Linked DNA regions of Homo sapiens: region 1 is linked to region 2. Evidence: read pairs that join two places in POLR2A ChIA-PET (ENCODE). Cell type or tissue: GM12878. All regions are shown on one strand. Each heading gives the region's core, and the rest is flanking DNA. Links, peaks and the distances in the headings are about the cores only.

Region 1 (7,112 bases), core at 1,007-5,006, 460 kb after region 2:
ATAATTATTACCCATTTTAACTAAGAATTATTTGCTTAATGAAATTTAAAATATACATAAATAAAACTTATATCCAGTAGCCTTTATTTACTAAAATATCATATCCTTCTATAGAAGCAGTATAACTGCTATTATATACAAACTTTCATGTTTTGAAAAAAAAAGCATAGAAATTTGTGTTTGATTAAAAAATGCACACAAAAACAATTTACAAACCAAAATTGTAATTTGCAAAAATAACAATATGTATATTTACATAGAAATTCTGGTTTTCTTTTTCTCATAGGCTCTCAATATCTATTATTTCATTCAATTCTCCTCACAAGCCAGCAGGGTGGGCTGGGAAGATACTATCATTAGTCCCATGATGAGGTATAGAGACAGAGATCATCCAAGGTGTTGCAAGGAAGAAAAACAAAAACAAAACTGGGTCTGGTGCCCAGGTTGGTTCAAGGAATAGTAAAATTTCCAAAAGCACAAACCACCTGTTATCCATTATTACTATCATTTCATAAAAGAAAAGGAAGGGTATTTTACTACCCCCAAATAATCTCAGAATAAAGGAAAAACTCACTAAAGGACTGTTGGCCACTCAACACTAGGAATAAAAGGCGTAGTTGAACTTTGCTCTGTAGCTGGCTGCTGTGCACAACCCCCAACACTTCATGCTCCTTATTTTCTCATGCGGCCATAGACCAGTGAAAACTCTGTCACAGTCTTGTGTTAGGGAACCAGCGTGTTCAAGCGTGCTTCCTCCGTTCAGGGTAGCACCTGTGGCCTGGCTTCAAGTAAAAGTGTAACTGCAAGTCACTTTGAGCTAAAGGGCCCCTGACGTCACCCGGGGTAATGACTATGGTGGCCATAATTTCCAGGCTGAGAAGAAACATGGTTTGTCATGTAAAAGTGCTTTGGTCATCCAATGGGCAGAATGTATGAAACAGAGGCTGTTATAAAAAACTTGAGCTCCACAGCTGCTGTAAATATGACTGGCTATGGAATAGAGAGACATTTTATGCAGAGGCTTCATGTTATTGAGAACTGGTGTATTGTAAAACTGGCAACTGGGGGCCATGGAATAGAGAAACATTTTATGCAGAGGCTTCATGTTATTGAGAACTGGTGAACTGTAAAACTGGCAATTAGAATTGCTAGTGATTGTAACAAGGACTGTCTCATAAAGAATGAGATTCTATCTGTAGCAGAAATAATAAGCAAAAATCATCACACACCTCTCCCACTCATCAGACAGAACATGAAGCCAAATTCTCCTCCTCTGTAAGATGACCACCACCTCACAAGCAGAAGGCCATTTATGTTTGATGATGATCACTTATGCATAGAGACTCATTTACATTTCATAGTCTGGAAATACCACCAAAAGTGATTTCTTATTTTTAATTTTAGCATAGATTAAAACGAATAAGGATGCTCTTTTGAATGCATAGAGAAATGAACTTCTATAAACTATTTTTTGGTCCAAAATTTGGGGAGAAAAATTTGGTAATAGCAATTAAAACTTTAAGGGCACAACTTCTTCCATTTGGAAATTTCATTTTAGGAATTTAGCCTACTGGTATATTCAAGGTCTGCAATGAACATTTATTAAAGTATTATTCATGACATTTAAATTGGAAGAAACAACCAGAGAATTTTGATTGCTATTATCAAATTGCTATCCAAAAATGTTGTACCGGTTTAAATTCAAATCCCCCCTTAAAGATGGCCACCAATATATAGCTAGTTAATTGAATTATAATATATTTAAGGTAGACTATTAAATCATCTGTTCAGAAAAGAATATGGTTAATTTTTACTTACTAACAAATAAAGATGTCCATGAAATAGCTTAAGTAAAACCAACAAAGCAAGTTGGTAGAATGGCGCATGCACTATGATACCATTTATGACGAAAATGTATGTGTATAGTATGTACAATGTCAGTGTATGTATGTATGTGTTTAAGCACACACATACATACATATATACATACTTATACACACATACATACATATATATACACACATTGAACTTACCATGACAATGTCCCTTTCTGGGGAGTGGGTTAAGATGGAGATATAAGGAAATGGGAGATTTTGACATCATACAATTCTGGCCTCTTTGATTTTTTTTCCCTGGTGAATCTGTATTAGTTTTATTTAAAAAATTTAAAGACTTAACAGAATACCATTTCCCATTTTCTCTTGAAAGAGACTTACCTACTAAGGTATATAAGACCTACTAAGGTACGTCTACCTTAGATTTTGAGTGGCAAATGCAGATATGTACAATTTTTATTCTCTTTAAAAAAAAAAGCTTAAGAGTTTTTGATGTACAAGGAGTTTTGAGATGCTAGGCTTTCCCTCTCCAAGTGCCAATTGAAAAGTTCATTTTCAGGTAATAATTCGAAAAGCAGAAATCAAAATATGGAAAACTGGCTGAGCGCAGTGGCTCTTGTCTGTAATCCCAGCACTTTGGGAGGCTGAGGCGGGCGGATCACCTGAGGTCAGGAGTTCAAGACCAGCCTGACCAACATGAAGAAACCCTGTCTCTACTAAAAATACAAAATTAGCCAGGTATGCTGGCACGTGCCTGTAATCCCAGCTATTCGCTGGGCCGAGGCAGGAGAATCGCTTGAACCCAGGAGGCAGAGGTTGCGGTGAGCTGATATTGTGCCATTGCACTCCAGCCTGGGCAACAAGAGCGAAACTCCATCTCAAAAAAACAAAAAAACAAAATCAAAAACAAAACCCCAAAAAAAGGAAAACTCACATGGCATCTTGAAGAAGCTAGGGCTGTGTTTTGTAACTTTTCATTTGGATTTCTCCATACATGTTTTCATAGCCCTTAGCTAAATGGTTATAGAAATGATTTTCCTGCTTTGACATTTGTTAGGCACCTTGAATGGGCATAGCTCACCTTCCCTGCAGTGAGAAGGAAAATCAAAGTCCACTGAGTACAACTGCACTCACTTGTCCTGTTCCAGAATGTAGACCTGGCCACCATGGATTCCAGCCAATAGTAAAGAAGGGTTACGTGCTAAAGAGGTAGAAACTTCTCATCCAGGTAACAGAGAAATTTGTTTTCTTCCATGTAGCACATGTTGACTTATTTTATATAATTAAGTATTTAAATAGAGGCGAACTTACTTTTTGATTTTATTCATTATTCCACCTTCATTGTTTTTAATATCATGGACCATCTTTTGAAGCTGCCTGTAAAAAACAAAATTAAACATAAGATATTAATAACCAGTCTGACTTTTTAAAAAAAGTCTCCTACTCTTCTCGAATACAAAAAAGGGGAAAAAACTCTACCAAAACAACCTCCAAATAGGATGAATTATATTGTATTTAATTAAATTGACCATCTGCTACTTTAGCGAAGGAGAAGCATGACTGATTCTATAAGGAATATGGTCACTGGGCTGTGTCCCCTTCCGTTGGGATGTCTGGACCAGTCTCAGGCTGTGAAGAAAGATATTCTGATTCCTTGCTCATTGTCTTAGAGCATCTACGTTACGAAGATAGATGCTACTCTGTGGACATAGCAGAGGCTTCAATCAGGCCCAAGGTTCTTTTTTATTAAATGGTAGTAGGTAGCATCTATTAAAACTTCCATTTAAAAGTTACTCCTACCTAGGAGTCATAAAGAAAATGACTATTAAATCTGGCTGATATTTGAAACTTCTGTAGAACAAAAAGTAATATTGAGGCAGGAGAATAGGGTCTGGAGTCAGGGAACCTAAGGCCAATTTGCACTGACTTCCTAGAACTGAATCAAATGGAAAACCCCACCTCTCCATGCACAAGTAACAAAAGGATCAGAGGCTACTACCTTTGCACTGCGTTATAGATGAGAAATGGAAAGTGCCTCTGATTGATCCCCTCCTGTAACCAATCAGACTGGTCCCAGGCCAAGTCTTCCTGTGTAACTTTGTACCTTAACTTCAGCGTCTGATTGATCACCTTCTGCAACCAATCAGACTGGTCGTGGGCCACTCCTTCATTTACATAGGATGTAACCAAGTAACCAATGGGAAACCCCTAGAAGGAAAATTCTGTAACCAGTGCTCTTGAGCCACTTGGTCAAGCCCATTCCTACTCTGTGGAGTGTACTTTCATTTCAGTAAATCTATGCTTTCATTGTTTCATTCTTCTGTTACTTTGTGCATTTTGTCCAATTCTGTGTTCAAAAGGCCAAGAACCTGGAAGACTCATAGTCAAGACCCTCCACTGGTAACAATATGTATCAAGACCCTCCACTGGTAAGAATATGTACAAAATCAAAAGATAAATGACATGCTGAAAGAAATATTTGCAACATATAGTAATAATAATAAGAACTACATATTAGTTTGCTGCAAAAGTAATCACGGTTTTTGCCACTGGAAGTAATGGCAAAAACTACGATTATTTTTGCACCAGCCTTTCTCGATTTACAAAGAAATCTTACAACTCAGTAAGAAAAAGAGAAATAGTTCAATAGAAAAATGAGCAAAAGATATGAACACACAGCTAACAGAAAACAAATACAAGTGGTCAATAGACCAATGAAAAGATATTGAACATCACTTATATTTAAACAAATCTAAATCTAAACAACAGTGAGATGTCTTTTCGCCTATCAGACTGGCAAAACATAACAAGTGTGATAATATCCAGTGTTGAGAAAGTAAATTGTTACAATCAAATCTGTCAAGATTTAAAACGTCCATGACTTTTGACCCAGCAATTGGACTGCTAAGAATTTGTCTTATGAAAATGGTCACAAAATGATATCAGTATATACATATAAGCATGTTTATTGCAGCGTGATGTGTAAGAACTCTCTAATCTTCTCCCTGCTTCTTCTGCCCTCCCCACAACCATAACTCTGAAAACAACCCAATGCTCATTAATCATTAAAAGGGAACTAGTTAAATAAATTATGATAGATCCATGCAATGGAATGCCACAGACCCCTAAAAAAAAGAGGAATATACATCTATATTGTTGCCTGAAACTTCTACTTTCTAAAAAGGGGATTATTACTTTATGATGTTTTAAAATATTTGAATTTTTATAGCATGTGTAGATATCATTTGTATTATCTGTGTTATACACAAATATGGAGAAAAATATTATAATGGGAGGATAGGGCCATGTTATGTTTTCCTCATAATAATTTTCTGACTTAAAAAATGTATAATAAAATTTCACGTGGTTCTTCCCTGAAAGAGTAGGACGTTTTAATTCACCTTTCAGGTAAATGCTTCCTTTGTTCTGAGAAAACTATTTGACTGGACCCTTTAGATAATGAACTGTACACAGCTATTGTTCTTGTAGGAAATGGTGATTTCCCCACAATCCTGAAAGCAGATTTCTCTGACTCTGGGAGCTAGGCCTTGGGTTAGGTAATAGAAATAGTTTAGCATAGGTCTAGGAAACTGTTGGTTGAGGACATCTGGGAGAAATACTCCTTGGCCCTTTGTGAATTTAGAATGCCCGTGCGGTGGAAGGGTTACTTTTTGGTGCAGCAGTGGAGCAGTTTAGAGGGTAAGAGGACAGCTTCTCAGAAGAACTCTGCCTGGGCAGGCCTGTGGGTGTCCTCTACCAAGTGTTAATTTAAAGCTAAACAATGCAGCCATGCTGGTGCTCTGCTGGGTCTGCTCTATTGAGGGCAGGCCCTCTAGCCCTTAGGGAGTGGAGTGAAATTTACAGGATAGGGAATTGGGAAAAGGGAGATTGCTCAAACGTAAAATGGGAACTTAGGCTGCAGATTTTGGGGAGATCTCTCTCCTTCTAGGGCTAATGGCTGTTAGGCGCTAGAGTGCTGAAGAGCGCAGACAAACCTGAGGGATTTTCAGTGGTGGGGGTTTGGGCGATGGCAGGGGGTGGTAGCCCTGAATCTGAGGCTGGGTCTGGGCCTCTGCTCTGAGAAAAGCCATAGCCAGAGCCATCGCTAGCTATTTTCAACCACATAATCCCTCTCTGCTGTCCCTGAATCTTCAGTAAGATCTTGTAGTAGCTGCAGCCCGGCCTCAGCTGGGCCTTGGGGAAGAGAGTGTTCCACTGGCATGGAAGGGTGGAGGGAGGACAGGCTGGAGTGTGAAGTAGAAGGATAGGAGAAACTTCTTTTGGGACAGCCGTATGGCTGCATTTTGGAGAATTATCTACGTAAGTGAGGTACCCACTGAGGGACCCACGTTCAAATGTATGTGTCAGGGGTCTGGTGCCAAGTCATTGTAATTTGGGTAACAAAGGAAATGAGACCATATTTTATACTCCCTAGCTAGGGAGGCCGGGCACACTGATGATACAAGTGTAAGAGCTCAGGAAAGAGCCAGGCACATATTATGGGCTCAGTAGCAAAGAGAAAAGGATGGTTGAGAGACACACAGAGGGTCCCTCAGATGGGCCCTTGAGTTGCCTCAGAACTCTACAGTTTTCTAGAATTTGTTCACATATACTCTATGCCAAACCCTTTTCTCCTTTTCCTGAGGAACTATAGAGAATCTTCGAGATAGAGGAAAGAAGAAAATGAAAATAAGGGGTCTGGCAGTGGGGAGAGAGATTGAGAGACAGACAGAGAGAGAGGGGGAGAGAGAGAGAGAGAGAGAGGAAGAGAGAAAGAGAGAGAGAGAGAGAGGTTGAAGTGGATTGATTGCAAGGAAATTCAATAATTTCATATGGAGGGCAGAGGGCAGCTCGTTGTAAGCTGACTGTAACTGAATGGAGTATCTTTAGGCTAAGTTAATGCTTAACCAGGTTGAGGAGCAAAATGAGGCAGCAGTGAAGAATCCTATCAGAAATGTGTCAAAAATGGGACACAGGCAGAGTAATAGGGAACCAGGGGCCAATTTGCATAAGTGATTTTGCTGTGGATGTAAATAAACAGATGCAAAATGTTGCAAAAGAATTGGATGCAATTTTGTCATTTGCTCAATTTGGCATTTGGTGCTTCTTGGCATTTCCTAATTACTTTTTATTGTGTATTATTATAACAATAACAATTATACTATGTAACTATATAATTACAGTAAGTTACTGAAGTGTTGCATAAACTATACTTTTTAAAGTTGATGCATAATAGCAGTAGATATTTATGGATGCATGTGATATTTTGATACATGC
Region 2 (8,281 bases), core at 1,864-5,863:
ATGCAGTTGGTATTAGTACTTAATTTAAAGCTTTGTTATGAGGATTAAATGAGATAATGCAAGTCCAGCCTATAGTTGACTTTGGCTTAAGCAGCAGTTGTTGGAACAATCTGTTGTGGCCAAGATCATAAGGTCTCAGGACACAAGGTTGGCCACAAAACCAACCCAGCAACTTATGAAGCAGAAACCATCTGTGGTAACTTTTCTCAGAAGGTGGCTATGTAAACTGGCCTCATTTGGCTGAAGGAAGTTGGGAGGTGGATAGGTGGGGGAAATAAAAGAAAAGAGAAGAGTTAAATGAGTGTCAATGTCTCCTAATAATTAAGAGCTTAGAATCCCTGGAGTCAGACAGGCTTGTCCTCAAATTCCAGCTCTGTGCTTACCATTTGTGTGACCACGAATATGTTATCAAACTTTTGGACCCCAGTTTTCTCAAGTGCAAAATAGGCTAATGATATCTATGGTGTTGTGATAATTTGATGAACAATGAGTATAAAGTGCTTAGCACAGTGCCTGCTACCCAGTAAGAACATAACAAATGGGGAAGAGGATGATTGTGAGGATGGCAAGCGTTTTTCTTGGCCTAGCATCCAGTGGTGCTGCTCTTGTTATCTAAGGAGGCAGGAAGGAGACAAGAGTGGGCACTTGGTAAAACTGGATGCAGGTGAAAGAGAGGTGTTTATCTGAGGGCCTCATATCTGAGCCTCACTTCTACCTCCTGACCCCTTATGTCCTCCCACCCTGCTACCCAGTGCTTGGGTGCTGCTTAAAGCACTTTGTTCCAAACTCCCTAGGGATGGTTTGCCCCTCCCCTTCCCATAATGACTCAAAACTTCTGTTCATTCTGTTCAGCTTTGCCACAGCCAGGTTTTGGTGAGAAGGACCACACAGCTTCCTTTGACTTTAAGGCCACCAGAGGTATTTCTTTTTAACTCCACCAAATTGGAAATTAGTGGAGCAATAAGCAATGGAGGATGGAGGGTACTTTGAGCACAGAGACTTCCATATTGCCCTGAAAAGGAGCCTGAAAGACAAGGTTGAAGGAGACGCAGGTTCAGTAGGGGAGGGAGAAGGAATGCATATCCCTAGCTTCCGTATTGCACTACCGTCCTTTGCCTGAGAAAGCGAACCCTGGTGTTAGAATCTGAGACTAATGTTGTTCCCCAAGGAGGAAGGCAGCTCAGGACTGGTTCCCACCAAGCCAAGTGCAGTCCTAGATTCTGGCTCCCTGTGCCCACTGTCAGCAGAGAAAGCACCAAATCTAGTGAGAAAAAGTTTCAGCATATCTTAAAATGACAGAAACCACCTTATCCAACCTAGACTTTTCTGCCATGGGAAAAAGATGAAACCTGGAAATCTGGGAAACTTAAAATTTTCAACACCATTTATAAATATAAAAAGCCTCTGGTTACTTGAGTGTTGCACATTTAGATATTTGATTTTGTATGTTGATTACAAATGGAGTTGTGGCCTTGCAAACCATCACAATCATCATTATAATCATTGAATTTATGGTTCATATGGCAGTTTCTTATACATTATTCAATTTACTTTAATCCTCTTAACTCTGTCAAGTAGGTATTACCATTAATCCTCATTTTACAGCTGAGGAAACAAGGTAGAAAAGGTGACTTACTCAAGATCCCAGAGCTAGTAACCTCGAGGTTTTGTTTTGCTCTTTGGTTTTGTTTTCAATTTAGGTAATGAGCTACCAACATTAGAATGATGCATAGAAAGGTGCTGGGCCATGGTCTTTGCATCTTCCAATAAAGCATAATAAGATATATTAATTTCCAGGAAAAGAGTTGAGGGAGAAAAAAGGGGGAATATGATTTATTGATACAACTTTTAGGGAAATTTGATCAGCGTAGTATTCCAAGCTTTATTTTGATCATTTTCAAACCAAAGTTTAATCTGTTAAAATAGACATGCTTCTTTTACTCTGTGTAAACATGAAGCTCCACATATTACAAGAGGGCTTGGAAGGATGGGCCTACTAATTGGTACAGAGCAACAAAGTCTATTTTTTATTTAAAGATATAGGTGTTTTAGGAAGGAGAGGGGATGTTAAAGATAGTATTTGGCTGTATGAAAATATAGAAGTATGAGACTGGCAGCTCTGTAGAGGGCTTTGGGTGAGAGAATACAAAGGAGAGAAAATGAGAAAGACATTGTTGTATGAATATAAGATAAACCACCCCAGTTAAGTGCAGGCTCTGGATGAAGTATTTCTATTACAAATGACAGAGCTGGGACAGAAGCAATGTAGACTGTTGATGCAGTATCTCGAGGGGAGTTTGCACACTGGATATGTAAATTATTATTGTTTAAAGATATTCTTCCATCTTGGGGAAGTTGCTTAACCTATATTATTTGCATTTTTCTTATTTGCAAAATGGGACTAAAACAGTACAGTTCTTACCATATGTAATCTTTGAGAGTATTAACAAAAAAAAGTATGTGAAGTGCCTACTACAGTGCTTGTCATAAAGAAGGCTGCAGTGGATATGGCAACACTTTCCTCCATCAACCCCCACCCCCAAATTCCTTTCAGTTATGAAAATTCTGAAACACTGTAACTTTACCTATATATTTATTGGATATCTACTTTTCGAAAAGTAGAACATGTGAAGAATTCTTGATTTTTCCTTGGAGATACCTTTGCAAGTTAGAGGAAGATATTAGTGCCTGTCTTCCTTGGTTTAATTTTAATTCAAAAGAAAGATATGATTGAGAAGGTAGGAGAAATGACTGACTAGTTCATCTAGGCATTAATAGTCCTAAAAGAGGGAACTGTAAGGCAACCAGACACATGGCCTCAATTTTTTAAGAAGGCAGATTTAAAAATAAATACATGCATAAATAAAATTTTAAAACAAAACCAGAAAAAATGGTAGACGAATTCTCATGATCAAATTTACTAAAAAGAATATGGCTTTAAAAGATGAGTCTAGGCCAGGCATAGTGGCTCACGCCTGTAATCCCAGCACTTTGGGAGGCTGAGTTGGGGAATCATTTGAGGTCAGGAGTTCGAGACCAGCCTGGCCAACATGGTGAAACCCCATCTCTACTAAAAATACAAACATTAGCTGGGCGTGGTGGTGGGTGCCTGTAATCCCAGATACGTTGGAGGCTGAGGCAGGAGAATCACTTGAACATGGGAGGTGGAGGTTGCAGTGAGCTGAGATTGCACCACTGCACTGCAGCCTGGGCGACAAAGTGAGACTCTGTCCAAAAAAAAAGAAAAAAAAGAAAAAAGCGAGTCTAAAAAAGAAATAACTAAATGAGAAACCTGATTATACAATAATAAATAATCATAATGGATGAGAAAAGCGAAAAGCAGTTAAAACACTTATTTGATCTGAGGAACTTTACGAGGAGGCGAGAAAGTATGGGTGAGTTTAATTTTCTTATATATTATTTTCTCTATTTTCTAAAAATCTCTATGGTAACTATGGCTTTTATAAAATAAACAGTTTTCCCCCGAGGATTTGTACAATAGAGAAATGGATGCAAGTAATTGAGAAGAATGGTTAGAAGCTAGGAGAATTCTTTTAAAAGTAGCATCACTTGGACTAAATATCTGTTGGCGATGAGGCATGGAGGAAAAAATGCTAAAGATAACAAAAGTTATTTTGGTTACAGTTCAGTGGAAGAACATGAACAGGAAGAGGAATGCATAGTGATCATGGATGATGCAAAGGAATTGGAACCTCTGAACTTCTATTTTGCTTCCATCTAGAAAAATGGAGTTCAATCAGTACAAAGTAAAACATACACAATTAAGAAGTAATTGAAATGGATGAGAATTTATTGAGAGCCCTTGACTTTTCTAAATGAGTTTAAAGAATTTTAGAGAGATATGCTCTTTAAATTATTGGAATTGGTAATCTAAATAGTAAAAGATGAAAGAGAATGGATCCAGGAAACTCAGTATGAGTTGATACGTGGCAAAGTCTTAAATATGGAAGATTTGTTAACACCTAAAAAAGAAAGCTCCAGTCACTTGAAACTGGCATGCATTTATTGAATCAACTTATATCAAATTACTCTTATTTGTAAAATATTTAGAAGGGCTCTAGGGTTAAAAAATTTTGGCAGTCTCTCAAATTCATAGAAACAGTGTACATTTGACCCTTGCACAACACAGGTTTGAATTATATGGGTCCACTTTGCAACAATTGGAAAAACTCAAAGATGAACCATATAGCCTAGAAATACTGAAAAAAATTAGGTAAAAGGTATGTCATGAATGCATAAAATATATGTAGATATTAATCTATCATTACTACCATGAAATATACACAAATCTATTATAAAAAGTTAACATTTATCAAAGCTTACACAATTACAGACCATGCATGACACCACTTACAGTTGATAGAAATTTAAACAAATATAAAGATGCAGTATTAAGTCATAACTGCATAAAATTAACTGCATTACATACTATACTACTGTAATAATTTTGTAGCCACCTCCTCTTGCTATTACAGTGAGCTCAGGTGTTGCATGTATCTGCCTAGAATGCCATAAATTGCATATTGCAGTAAAAAGTGATCTCTAATGGTTCTCAAGTATTTTGAGTATTTTTCATTGTGTTTAGTACAACACTGTAAACTTTGAATAACAACATGGGACCCATTCAAAGTACCACGAGTGATATTGGAAGTGCTCTCAAGAAGCAGAGAAAAGTCATGACTCATGACATTACAAGAAAAAGTTGAATTGCTTCATATGAACTGTAGGTTGATGTCTGCAGCGGTGGTTGCCCACCACTTCAGATAGATGATTCATCTCATAGATGGGGATCTTGCAAACTTACCATATCGATAAATACAGTACAGGGTTATAAATGTATTTTCACTTCTTTTTGATTTTCTTAATAACATTTTCTTTTATGTAGCTTACTTTATTGTAAGAATACACCATATAATACATGTAAAATAGAAAATATGTGTAAATTGACTATGTGTGTTATTGGTCAACAGACTATTAGTTAAGTTTTTGGGGAGTCAAAAGTTACATGCAGATTTTCAACTCCGTGGAGGTCAGTACCCCCAACTTCCATGTTGTTCAAGGGCTAACTGAAGTTTATTTCATCAAGAGTTTAAAATGTTTTTTAGTTGTAGAAAATTTCAAACAAATACAAGATGAAGAGAGTAATATAATAAACCACTGTATACTTATTACCCATCATTACAAACTATCAATATTCTGAGTTTTTTTTGTTTCATCTATCACTTTCCTCCCAACCATACCTTTTTGCTGTTTTTGGAATATTTTAAGCAAATCTCAAATATTATATCATTTTACTTGTAAGTACTTCAGTATGAAAAAAATGTATAGCAGAGTCTTTCATGATATGCCCAAAGATGAGTTGGAGAAATAGAGATTGGATAAGAATGAACTAAAAGGATTGGTACTAACATAAACCATGGCCAAATCATGTTGATAAATAGTTTGAAATCTACCTTGAAGAAAGGTGGTAGGGAAATATACTACAAGATTCTGTCCTTGTTGTTGTCTTATGTGGCACGATTTATCAATGATATGGCCAAAAATTTAGAAAGCATGCTTAGCAGATTTGCTAACAATACGTAGCTTTTAGTGAGACTGCAATGTATTACATAAAAGGATCAAGTATCATCAGGCTGGAAAAATGAGCTGAAACCATAGGTTGACATTTAATTGATACACACAAGGTGAGATTCCTGACTTGGAGGTAGTTCATGGGAAGATCTGTAGGTTTTACTAGACCCGTAGCCCTCAGTATGAGTATCTAAAATGATGAGTCATATTTAAACAGTGTTAATGTTTAGTTTCCAGGTGAAGGGCTATAATAACTTCACTGTATCTGCTATATTCAGTTCAGAGCAATGTATTTTGAGAAGGACATTACAAACTGAAGGGCATCTAGTGGAGGGTAATTAGGGTGACATAAAATCTGAAAATCGTGATATGTAAAGAATGGTAAATGGAACTGGAGCTATTTAGCCTGGAGAATAGGGGACTTGAGGATGGGGTTTATATACTGGCAACCCATGAGGACTTGAAAAACAAATTTTTAATGAAGTAAACAAATTCTAATTTGCTTTGTAGCTTCGAGCTGGGATCAGAGAGTGGAAGTTAGAATGAAACAGAACTTAGGTCAAGATAGATTGCTAACAGTTAGACATGTCTGGCAATGGCTTAGACTACCTGGATATGCACTTCTGTCCCATCAGTGGAGAATTTTACTGCAGAGGGTAAATACCCATCTTTTAAACAGGATTACCACTTGGAAGGAGTTGGACTAAGTTAGAGGTTCACAAGGGAGAACTTTGGCTGTACATTAGAATCACCCGGCTGGGGGTAGAGGTGTTAAAAGTGAACAGTGCCTGGGCCCCATGCTAGAAATTCTGATGTAATTGTCCCAGGTGAGACTACAGAAAGTCCCCAGGGAACTCTGGAGTGTGTGAACTCTAAGGATCCTTTCAACTTTGAGATTTTTTTTTGGTTTGAAAAAGAGAAATCATGTTCATGGGGGGTATTTTAGAAGTCAGCATGGTGGAAAACCTGAAGATGACAGTGAAGTCAGGCACAAAACTGAACTCAGGGGAGTAAAGAGAATTGCTTAAGAGAGACTAAAAGTGCCAGAGTTTACCAGGAGACAGAGAAGCTTAGAGGAGAGGGTGCCTTGCATAGTTAAAAAAAAACATCAAAAGAAGTGAGAGTGGGAATGGTATTAGGAGAAGAGAGCGTGGCTGAAGAAGATGGGAGTGTCCATCAGACAACCCACCCTGCTTTGCCTGGGACTGAGAGGTTTCTTGGGATACAGCACTTTCAGTGTTAAAACCAGGACAATCCCAGGCAAACTGGGATGGTTGGTCACCCGAGTGCCCCATAAGACCCTGTCAAAAGACAAAATTACAACAAATTTAGTTTAAAGATCTCAATAGGCTTTATTGCAATTTTAGAATTAGGCAACACTTCATTCCATAAAACAGAGTAAGTGTTCCAATGAGTTGACCAGAGGCAGCAGGCTTTCTAGACAGAGAAAGGGCTGAAGAAAGCAGAAACAAAGAACAAAAAGTAGATTGGACATTTCAAAGTTACTTTCATTGTGGGCATAGGGAGATAGAAAGATGGAAAGATAACTGATTGGTTAACATCGGGTTACTCTGTTGTAAGAATTAAAACAGAGGGAACTGCATGATTGCCAGTTGAAGACTGAAACTGGCCTGTTGGGAAATTAGGCTGTTGCCTCTCTCTCCTGATTTCATGGAAGACCAGATAACAAACTCAAGGTTTGGAGAAGCAGAACCTTAGATAAGGGACTCTATTTTGGTTTTTAGGCTGGTCTGTTGGGGCCTAGTGCAGGGGTTTAGTCCAAAACAGTGGCCTCCTATAATTTTTGTTGAACACCCATAAATGAAGGCAGCACGGGAAAGCATTTGTTATCCTAGTCACTCTTCCTGCAGAGTAAAGATGTGCTCTGCATTCATCTGAATTCATGGCTTTGGTGTGCGTAACTGCAAAAGCTGAAATGTCATGTTCACTCTGGCCACGTATTCCACTCATAGTACCATACTTGTGTGTCCAGCATCTTGCCAGGGTGCTGGTCTTGGGCTTACTATGCTTTCTTTGGGGTGCCTTGGGATTCCTTACGTCATTGCTTCCTCCCAACACCAGCTGAAACCTCCTGAAGTGATTTTGAAGCTTGTTTCTTTGAATAGCTTCTTAGCAATTTCCTCACTGCTATTTCAGTTCCCCTCCCACCATTGTGTGAAACAGTGCCAAAGAATTTCATTAAACTGGCTGACTTCAAGGATGGTGAACTAGGACTGCTTCTAAAAAGCAGGCTGATAGTAACTGAGGGAATTGCCTAATAAGGAATAGACGGGAGGCATGCTGCCCCTACATAATCTCTTCCTTATAAAGAGAGAAGTATGGATGGGATATGTTGAGTTGTTTATAAAAAATAATGAAGGGAAAATCCCCCTAAAATTATGGGGAAAAGGCCCCTGGTTGGGCTTTAAGTATAGAGAATAACTTGGGTAGTCTTCACCCACTGTATCCCTAAAAGGCCTCACAATTGCTCTTCAGTCTCTTTCTCCCCTTCTCATCCGCCATTAATTAGGAGGTTACTTATGTGTGTTATGAATTAAAGCAGTGGTTCTCAAAGTGTAGTCCCTGGACCTGCAGCAGAGCATCACCTAGCAACTTGTTAGAAATGCATATGCCCTGGCCTCACCTCAGACTTACTGAATCAGAAACTCTGAGGATGGGGTCAAGCAGT

Evidence for each region. ChIA-PET counts read pairs that join two places held together with the same protein. Peaks named below come from ENCODE experiments on the same cell type or tissue, not always from the same donor. Only the 100,000 strongest peaks of a DNase experiment are listed, where the experiment ranks them.
Region 1: POLR2A ChIA-PET joins it to region 2 with 6 read pairs; 1 of 35 experiments calls an interaction of 5 or more read pairs at or near these places.

What each region holds. Positions count from the first base shown.
Region 1 is chr10:96,243,838-96,250,949 of GRCh38, forward strand. It overlaps BLNK (B cell linker), which reads right to left. Exons shown (of 17, transcript NM_013314.4): 2 at 3,147-3,212. Among named protein-coding and RNA genes, the nearest start is that of BLNK, 24 kb to the right of the region's middle. In GM12878, for the core only: no CTCF peak of the experiment used is centred there; no DNase peak of the experiment used is centred there; H3K27ac peaks cover 375 bases.
Region 2 is chr10:95,785,383-95,793,663 of GRCh38, forward strand. All of the region lies in intron 1 of ENTPD1 (ectonucleoside triphosphate diphosphohydrolase 1), which reads left to right. The region is part of intron 4 of ENTPD1-AS1 (ENTPD1 antisense RNA 1); the gene reads right to left. Among named protein-coding and RNA genes, the nearest start is that of ENTPD1, 33 kb to the left of the region's middle. RefSeq lists a silencer at 78-157 and an enhancer at 6,299-6,598. In GM12878, for the core only: no CTCF peak of the experiment used is centred there; a DNase peak (open chromatin) is centred at 5,807; H3K4me3 peaks cover 202 bases; H3K27ac peaks cover 3,730 bases.